Regions from separate parts of the Homo sapiens genome. Here region 2 is linked to region 1. Evidence: chromatin loops called from intact Hi-C (ENCODE). Cell type or tissue: breast epithelium. All regions are shown on one strand. Links, peaks and the distances in the headings refer to the core of each region. The heading gives the core; the rest is flanking DNA.

Evidence for each region. A loop is a pair of places that touch in the nucleus more often than their neighbours do. Peaks named below come from ENCODE experiments on the same cell type or tissue, not always from the same donor. Only the 100,000 strongest peaks of a DNase experiment are listed, where the experiment ranks them.
Region 2: a loop joins it to region 1, with 12 times the contacts of the local background. A loop is called at or near these places in 1 of 110 quality-filtered maps.

The regions. Positions count from the first base shown.
Region 1 is chr4:146,010,097-146,014,493 of GRCh38, forward strand. No RefSeq gene overlaps it. Among named protein-coding and RNA genes, the nearest start is that of ZNF827, 73 kb to the left of the region's middle. In breast epithelium, for the core only: no CTCF peak of the experiment used is centred there; no DNase peak of the experiment used is centred there.
Region 2 is chr4:145,706,970-145,711,366 of GRCh38, forward strand. The region is part of intron 2 of C4orf51 (chromosome 4 open reading frame 51); the gene reads left to right. Among named protein-coding and RNA genes, the nearest start is that of C4orf51, 29 kb to the left of the region's middle. In breast epithelium, for the core only: no CTCF peak of the experiment used is centred there; a DNase peak (open chromatin) is centred at 2,542; H3K27ac peaks cover 2,632 bases.

The DNA.
Region 1 (4,397 bases), core at 95-4,094:
ACTACCGGTTATTGGCTATGGTTTCTGCTTCCCTGGCTCTCAGAACTAGCTCAATTTTCAAACTGGTGCTTCAGATCTCTGTTGATCTTACCTGTTGATCTGTAAGTCTTTCAGAACCTCTAATAAGTTGTTCAGATTTGATTTTTGTTGTTTCTACCCAGGAACCCTAACTTGTGCTCCCACCCTTTCAGGTCATGCCACACACACAAATTTGTATGAAAATTGTGTATTTATAGCACAGTGGGATAAACCAAGGACAAATTCTTACTGAATAAGACCTCTGGTAGTTGTTCTGAGAAGAGAAATGACCAGTCTCAGCACACCTGCACCCCAGTCTCAGCCCACCAATGGACAAAGCACATCAGGTGGAAGCTCTGCCCTCATTTATAAAGCTATTGATGTACATTTAGATTGTTTCCAATTTTGCACTATAAGAAACTATGCTATAATAGGTATCCTGCAATGTTTCTTTTCATCCTAAATTAACTTATTGAATTCAAAATTTCTCCAAAATTTGGTCCACAGTAAATTTTTAGAAAGCATTTATTATAAATCATAATGGTGTCTATACTTTCCCTCTGTCTTACAAAGAATATTTCTACTAGCTCTAGGCAAAAGACCTCCTTAGATACCCTACTGAATGATGCCACTTGCTTTGTTCTCCTCTGTGGAACGGGGTAGACTTCATCACACAGAAGACTCAAGTTGCAAGGCTGCTTTTGGGTTAAAAACAAAAATTCTGCATTTTATCTACAAGTTGTATATATCTTTCAGATCGTGACAGACTGCTATGTCCTGTCACAGTTGTGAAGACTTTATAGAACTATAACAGAGAAGTAATGCAGCAACCATCGTGTTTCAAGGACTTACTATGTGTGACACAATTGTAGGTGCTGCACCTGTAAAGATTCATTTGATCCTCACATCCGCCCTATAAGGAAGATCCTATTATCAGTCGCAATTGACAGATCAATAAACTGAGACAAGAGAAAATAAACCTTTCTCAATGTTACTTGGATAGTAAGCAGTGGAGTTAGAAATTAAATCCAGAACCATATTGTTCCACAGGCCTCAGGAAAAAGTATATTAAACCAGATACCTTTACTTTAGCATTTTAGAAAATATACTAACTTTATATCTCTCAGACATCCAGATTGATATCTGTTTGTTTTGATTTTTTAAAAAATAAAATGTAATGGTTGTCATAAAAATAGAACAATTTTACTATTTTAAAAATTGAGGACGACCAAAGGCAACGATTAACAGGAAAAGAAATATGTCGTAGTAATTCCATTGTTTCCCAGTGTTCCAAACCACCCTTAATATTTTGATGAAATTCTCTTTTGTATGTATATTAGACATGTTAAGATTTGTTTTATAGAGTGAAGACATACTATACTAATAGGTTTTGTTTGTTTGTTTTAGAGACAGGGACTTGCTCTTTTGCCCAGAGTAGAGTGCAGATTGATCATGGCTCGCTGTAACCCCAAGCTTCCTGGGCACAAGAGATCCTTCTGCCTCTCAGCCTCCCAAATAGCTGGGACTATAGGTGTAAGCCATCATGCCTGGCTAAGTTTTTTGTTTTTTGTTTTTTTTAAGAGATGGGGTCTTTTTATGTTACCCAGGCTGGTCTTGGACTCCTGACCTCAAATGATTCTTCCACCTTGGCCTCCCAAAATGCTGGAATTGCAGGCATGAACCACTGTGCATGGCCCTGTACATATAGTTTTATATCTCAGGTTTATTATGTAAAATCTTATTATGAACATTTTACACATTGTTAAATAATATTCCAATCTTGATTTTTAATGGTTACATAATATCCCATGAACTTGAATGTACTATCATTTAGTTAATTACTTTCCTTTTGTTGGCATTTAGGTCAATATGGATTTTTTGCAGAAATGGCTATTACTGTGATGAATAGTCTCGTGGTTTCAATCCTGATTTTCTGGGACTTTTATCAACTCTAAGAAAATCCTGAGTACTTTGCAATCATGCCAGTTCATGTAATGTTGATGCCAAACTCTGCAGTTGGGTAGGCATACTCTGTCAGGCCCATTCCCCTCACTCTCAGATGCAATTAGAAGTCATGAGAAAATGAATTGAAAGACAGATCAAATAGATGTTCACACTTAAACCCTAGACGTGGTCTCTGATACATTTTTATTATTACCCTTCTTCAACAGAATTCGCTAGGTTAAAGCCGGGTCCAGGGGCCAAGCAGATCATATGTGAATTCAAAGGAATACATCAAGTTTAAATTGTATTTTGGAATAATTTGTGATCAATCATTTGAAGTTTCCAAGAAATGTGTCAGAGAGTTTTTAAGAAGTCATTATTATTATTTTCCAGTCTTAAGAACTCAAAGGCCCCCAATTTTTTTTTTCAATTGCTGCTGAACAAATTAACCAAAACCTTTTTTTTGTGATTAAAAACTGTATAAATTTCCAGCTAATCATCATATCCTACTCTATGTGGTTCACAGTTGATCAGAACATTCACTGCAGCCCAGTTCACTGATACTGGGTCAGAAATTATCTTCTTCCCTCATAGCAGTTTTCTACAAAGGAACATGGAGAACAGTCCTCTCCATTTTCATACACTGTTTCTTTTTACTGATACATTTGCAATCCAAGTTTCTTAAACCAATATTTCCTAAAGCATACTCATGGGATAATTTTTTTTTTTGAGACCTCAAGTGATCCACCCACCTTGACCTCAGAAAGTGTGTGAGCCACCGCTCCTCGCCAGGATAACTTTTTTTTAAATGAAGTTCCAAAGAACTGGTGGTGGTGTAGTGGTAAGCTCATGCATGGGCACTGCAGCCAGCCTTCCCTGGCCTGCACAGAGGCTTTACCTCTCACAGCTTCTATGTCCACATCTTTAAAGTGGCGATAAGTGTACTTACCTTATAGCATTGCTATGAGGACTAAAGAAGGTAGTAAACATATGAACAGTGCTTAACACAATGACTGGCATGTTGTATGTGCCAAGTAAGTATTATCTATTATTATAACATAATAATACTATTGTAAATTAGTTTGGGAAATTCTGGGTTGAAGCCTGCTTGCTTGTTTGTACACTGCAAGACTTCTCAGAACCTGCAATGGGTAATGTTTTTTTGAATCTCTAGAAGGGTTTCCCGAGCTTATTTGATAAGGAAACTATCTTTTAAAGAGGACTTTTCAGGAGGAATGCCCCAGAAAAGCTTTCTGGAAACAGCCCCAAACTAAAAAACTGATGTCGGTCAACACTCTTTTTACTTCTGTATCCACGTTGCTAAATTTCAACTCAATAATTTAAGATTACCATTAAAGTGCTCTTACTAAACTCAACCTGTTCTATGCTGCTTTTGCTGCAGCTCACATCTTTGTGTAAACACATGATGATGAAGAGAAAATAATTACCCTCAAGCGAGCCCACACAGACGGTTGTATGCCCACACATGCACATACACAAACACAATGTTATGGGTAGGGCCATCTGAATGGGGCTAGTGTCAGTAAGAGGAGACAAAGTTTGTTGTTATTTTTGAGACCGGGTCTCACTTTGTTGCCTAGACTGGAGTGCAGTGGCATGATCATAGCTCACTGCAGCTTCTACCTCCCAGGCTCAAGAAATCCTCCTGCCTCAGCCTCCTGGTAGCTGGGAGTACAAGCACGCACCACCACACCCTGCTAATTTTTAAAAACATTTTTGTAGGGGTGGGGTCCCAGTATGTTGCCTAGGGTGGTCTCAGATTCTGGGCTCAAGTGATCCTCCCATGCCAGCCTACCAAAGTGTTGGAATTACAGGCATGAGCTACTGCGCCCAGCCAAAGTTTTTTATTTCACTTTAATTTATATCACATCTGGAAAAATATGTGTTTACTAACAAATATAAGCCCCTAATAAATATTTGATTGGGAGGGATCAGAATCTCCCAACTATTAAGCATATGTTGCCTCTGTGGTTTTGGTAAATATACAGGATCCCCAAAACCACTAACTTCTGTTTTTAAAACTTTAAGTATAATTTTCATATTGCAAAGTTCTTCTATTTGAAGTATACCATTCAAAGACGTTTAGTAAATTTACTGAGTTTTACAGCCCTCAGCATAATCCTGCTTTAGAACATTTCCATCACCCCAGGGAAGATCTCTCATACCCATTTACATACCTGTTTAACCTATATTATTACCCCCACACTGGCATCCTGGGCAACCATGAATAGACTTCCTGTCTCTATAGATTTGCCTTTTCTGGACATTTCTTTTTTTAATCTTATTATTATTTGCTAGAGACAAGGGTCTTCAAGGGTCTTACCACATTGCTCAGGTTGTTCTCAAACTCCTGGCCTCAAGTGATCCTCTCACCTCAGCTTCCCAAAGTGCTGGGATCATTTCACATAGATGGA
Region 2 (4,397 bases), core at 224-4,223, 300 kb before region 1:
CCCGGCTAATTTATTTTTGGATTTTTAATAGAGACGGGGTTTCACCATATTGGGCAGGCTGCTCTTGAACTCCTGACCTCAGGTGATCCGGCCCACCTCGGCCTCCCAAAGTGCTGGGCCACCAGGCATGAGCCAATTTTTTTTATTTTTTAGTAGAGACGGAGTTTCACTGTGTTAGCCAGGATGGTCTCGATCCCCTGACCTCGTGATCCACCCGCCTCGGCCTCCCAAAGTGTTGGGATTACAGGCGTGAGCCACCGCGCCAGGCCCATATAAGATACTTTTTTATATAAAATCTCTTCTTTATAACCTTCCGTGCCTTTAGAACCTTTGAATTCAACAAAAATCATTTTCCTTCCATTAGAAAGTTAAGATTTGTACTGCATGTTGCTTTGCAAGTTCTGTAAAGGGTGAACAAATGAGAAGGTTATTTACATACTGTACTGGAGAAGTTATCCCACCCCAAGAGATTGCTCAGTTAGATTTTTGCTAGTGCTTGTCCAAATAAGTGTGGGCTATTTCTATACCACTGGGTAGGACGGTCCAAGATGAAGTTATTGGTTAAAGATTTAGGTAGCTTTCCTAGGAGAAATAGAGCTATTAGAAAGATGAATTCAGAGGTCAGGTAAATATTAAGCACACACCCATCATGGAAAATATATTTTTGCCCTAAAGAGGTGTTGGGTATTTAGACATCACCAGGGACTGGTCCCTTAAGTAATATAAAGGGATGTGAATTTTTTCTTTTGGAGGGAGGGGGTGCCATTTCCCCCATTACCTGACAGGATTTGGAGGAAGGTTGCTCAGAGAAGGAGATTAGCACAGAGTAGGCAGCTCCTGAACCCAAAAGGGAAATTTATAAGTTTACTTGCCACCTCCAGAGTTGCCCTCAAGTTTGTCCTGTTGATGACAGTGTCTGATTTGGAAGCCAGTCAGAGCAGACAGCCCCTTCAGCTCAAGGCCATCAGGAGTTGGGATTCTGTCCCAGGGGTGGTTTGGCCCTTGAAGCAGTCTCATTTCCAGTGGCCGACTTTCTGGCAGAAGGGGCAAGCCATGGACATAGCTTTTATCCCATTGGGGCAGTGCCTTCCAGTGCCCTGGCTTCCTGCACCAATGGTAGTTACCTGGAGAAGTGTCCTTAGGGCAACCTGGAGGGGGCTAGTGGGCTCGCAGAGCAGCCAATAGTTGAGCTCACCTCCTTTCCCTTTGTTTCTCCTTTTCCTTAGCCCTGTCCTCCTTATTCTGCTCTTAGTTATGAAAGACTGAAGAGGTTAATCTGAGGACCTCCTGCACAGTGGCACTAGGTTCCAAGGCTGACTTTTGTAATTTCCTCCCCTTTCATTTTTAAGCCAAATAGTATTACAAAGGAAAAGTAGTTTCTTGTTTTAAGGTTTGGGGAGATCTTTCCGTTTGGGGAGATACATCCAAGGGGCATGTCCTGTGGTATCGAGACAAGATTACCTGTCTGTGAAGAGAGGACAGAGGAGAAAAAAGTAAAAACGAGGTGTCCCCTCTTACTTTCCTGTTATCCTATATGGGGCATCCCCTATTCATCCTTAGGGTTCCAGAATGAACTGGTCTTCCCATGTACCCTTCACCTTGGTCCCATCTCATCACAATTATGCACTTGGGAACAGAGGAGATACTGGAGTGAACAGTGGGCTCCTTGTTTATCCTTGGGGTTCCAGAATGAACCAGTCTTACCATATACCCCTAACCTTGCCTTCATCACTTTTCTAATGGTAATCTGTTAGTCTGGGACCAAGCTTTGTCTCTGTGCTATGGGTCTATTGTGCCTACGGCCTTGGGCTGGCCTGTATATATCCTTGTCTCCATGAACTCATAGTGACTCTCACTTGGAGCATTTTAGCAACAAAATCATTATCTTTTCTCAGATTCCCATTTTCCATGTTTTTTAAGTAAAAAGAGGCCTGCTTGTCAGCTAACTGCCTCAAGGGGGCTGGACTTCCCTTCCTTTGAATATGACCTTGAAGTTCTTGATGCATGTTGAGAAGGGCATGGAAGTGATTAGAGTAATGGAGGCTACAGGAAGAAGTGGGAGGATGTGAGAAGAATACTCATGGGAAGCCTTCATATGCTCACAAAAACAGCAACCCTTGGATTCTAGAGGGAAAGGTTTATTTGCCCTCTTGACATAAAGTAGTAACCTCCAGAGAACTTGGGGCTTGGAGTAAGAACTCACAAATGGCAAAGGAAGAACTTTGCCTCCTTCCCGAGGGGTTCTAACTCAAAAAAAAGCAAGTATGTGAGGCTTTTAAAGGGCCACAGAGTGAGGCCCTATGCAGGTGAAAAACCTGCTTCCAAAGCCACTGAAAAACTTACCCCTAGAGCATAACAGGAACAAAAAGCATATGACAAGTCATAAGTTGCTGGCAGAGCCAGGGTTCCAATTAATGTCTGTCCCCACAATGTGCCAAGAGACAGGGAAAGGGTTGGAAGTCATCCAAGTTGGTAGGGTAAAAACAAGTATAAATCTCAGGGGATACCTGCAAGGAAGCCCATGTCTTTGTTGCCATGCCAATGCAGCAAGAGCTGCAGGAACATGAATTACAGGGAGTATGTGTTTAAGAAGTCACGTGGCATGCAAAAGTGAAAACAAAGAGGTGGACTTGCCCCTGAGGCAGACAGTCTGGCAGGTGTGCAAGGCCATTTCAGAAAACACACAGAGAAAACAGGAGAATAGGCAGCATCAGTTTTTTGGGGAAACAGGTAATTTTAGTTGAAAAAGCAGAAGAAACCCCAAGCATTGCATGGGTTTAGGCTTTAGTCCCACCATTCTCATGAGCTCCCTATTTAGGAGGGCCATTAGTGTCTCAGTTCTACTTGATGTGGGCCCGAAGGTCTTTCCCACCCCTACAAGCTACCTGCCAGGGTGAGCTGAGAGATCAGCCAAGAGGAGCAGAGCCACTTGCAGCTGAGAGGAATCATTCTGGGGGTTGGTTAGTAAGCAGGAGAGTAAAAGGGGCGAATAAACCATGCACAGAGGTTGAATGTCTCCAGCTGAAGAAGGCAAGATGTAGAAGTCTCTTACCACAAGGGATCATATCTGAGTCATGCAACACCAAAATATGTTAGCAGTGGAACGTACCTGAGTCACAGCACCAAAGTATGTTAACAGCAGAATGTATTTGAGTCATGGCACCAAAGTATGTTACCAGCAGCGAATCCATACAGATCTGCAGCAGTCTCAACTCTTGCCTTCTCAAAAGAAAGAATTCAACTCAGGGGTTTAAGGCAGAAGGAGAAACAGAGGCAAGTTTTAGAGGAGTAGTGAAAGTTTGTTAAAAAGCTTTAGAGCAGGAATGAAAAGAGGTAAAGTACACTTGGAAGAGGGCCAACAGGTGACTTGAAAGATCTGATGTGCAGCTTGACATTTTGACTTGGGGTTTTATATGTTGGCCTGCTTCTGGGGTATTGTGTTCCTTCTCTCCTGATTCTTCCCTTAGGGTGGGCTGTCTGCATGTGCAGTGGCCTGCTAATGCTTGGGAGGGGAGCATGCACAGTGTGTGTACTGGATTGTACACATGCTCACTTGAGGCATCCTTCCCTTACCAGTCAAATGTCCCTAGAAGGTCATATACCAGTTAAACTCTGCCATTTTGCCTCTTAATGTGCACACTTGAGCCCACTTACCCATCTCCTGAAATCTTATCAGGAAGCTGCTGATTACCAGTTTCAGGTGTTTTGGTTTATTGAGAGACTGTCTTTCCCCGGCATTGGTTGCAGCCAATTATTATTTTAGAGAGACAGTTAAGCCTGTCTCTCTGATGGTTGCCTGACATTCCTGGTGTGTATGTGTGGTGGGGGGTGTGGGGTGGGGGTAGGGAGCCCTCTCCTGTTCTGCTCATGTCTGACTAGCTACCTACTGTGACAGTTTGATTTAATGTGTCATGGTTGAAGAAAGCAAAGATCACTTGGTGACCATCCAGAGGCAAAACTTATCTGAGGAATTTAGAAGTAATTAGATTTTCCTATTATCTAAAGCTGGCATCTGGTACCAGTCTTCTTTCCCCCGAATTTATAAGTAACTAGAATTTTTATACATCTCCAGAATGCATGCATATCAAAACTCATTGTGCAACCCTTGCTGACATCAAGGCACCAAAATGTCTACAAATGTAATCATTTATTATAACCTACATGGCTAATATGGTCCAAATTGCCCTTAAAGCTTCTGCTTTAAGGTCCATAAATACCCCTAAGGAAAAATTCACCACAATGCACTCAGTCCTCTTTTGTTGAGGTGCCCCACTGCACTCTTCTCCAGTGTTCTAATAAAACTACTTTTCAAACCTATACTGTTGTTGGTAAATTATTCTTACTACCCTGCTACCTGCAAGCTGACCACTTTCCATTGCTGGGGCTCTAACAGCTCG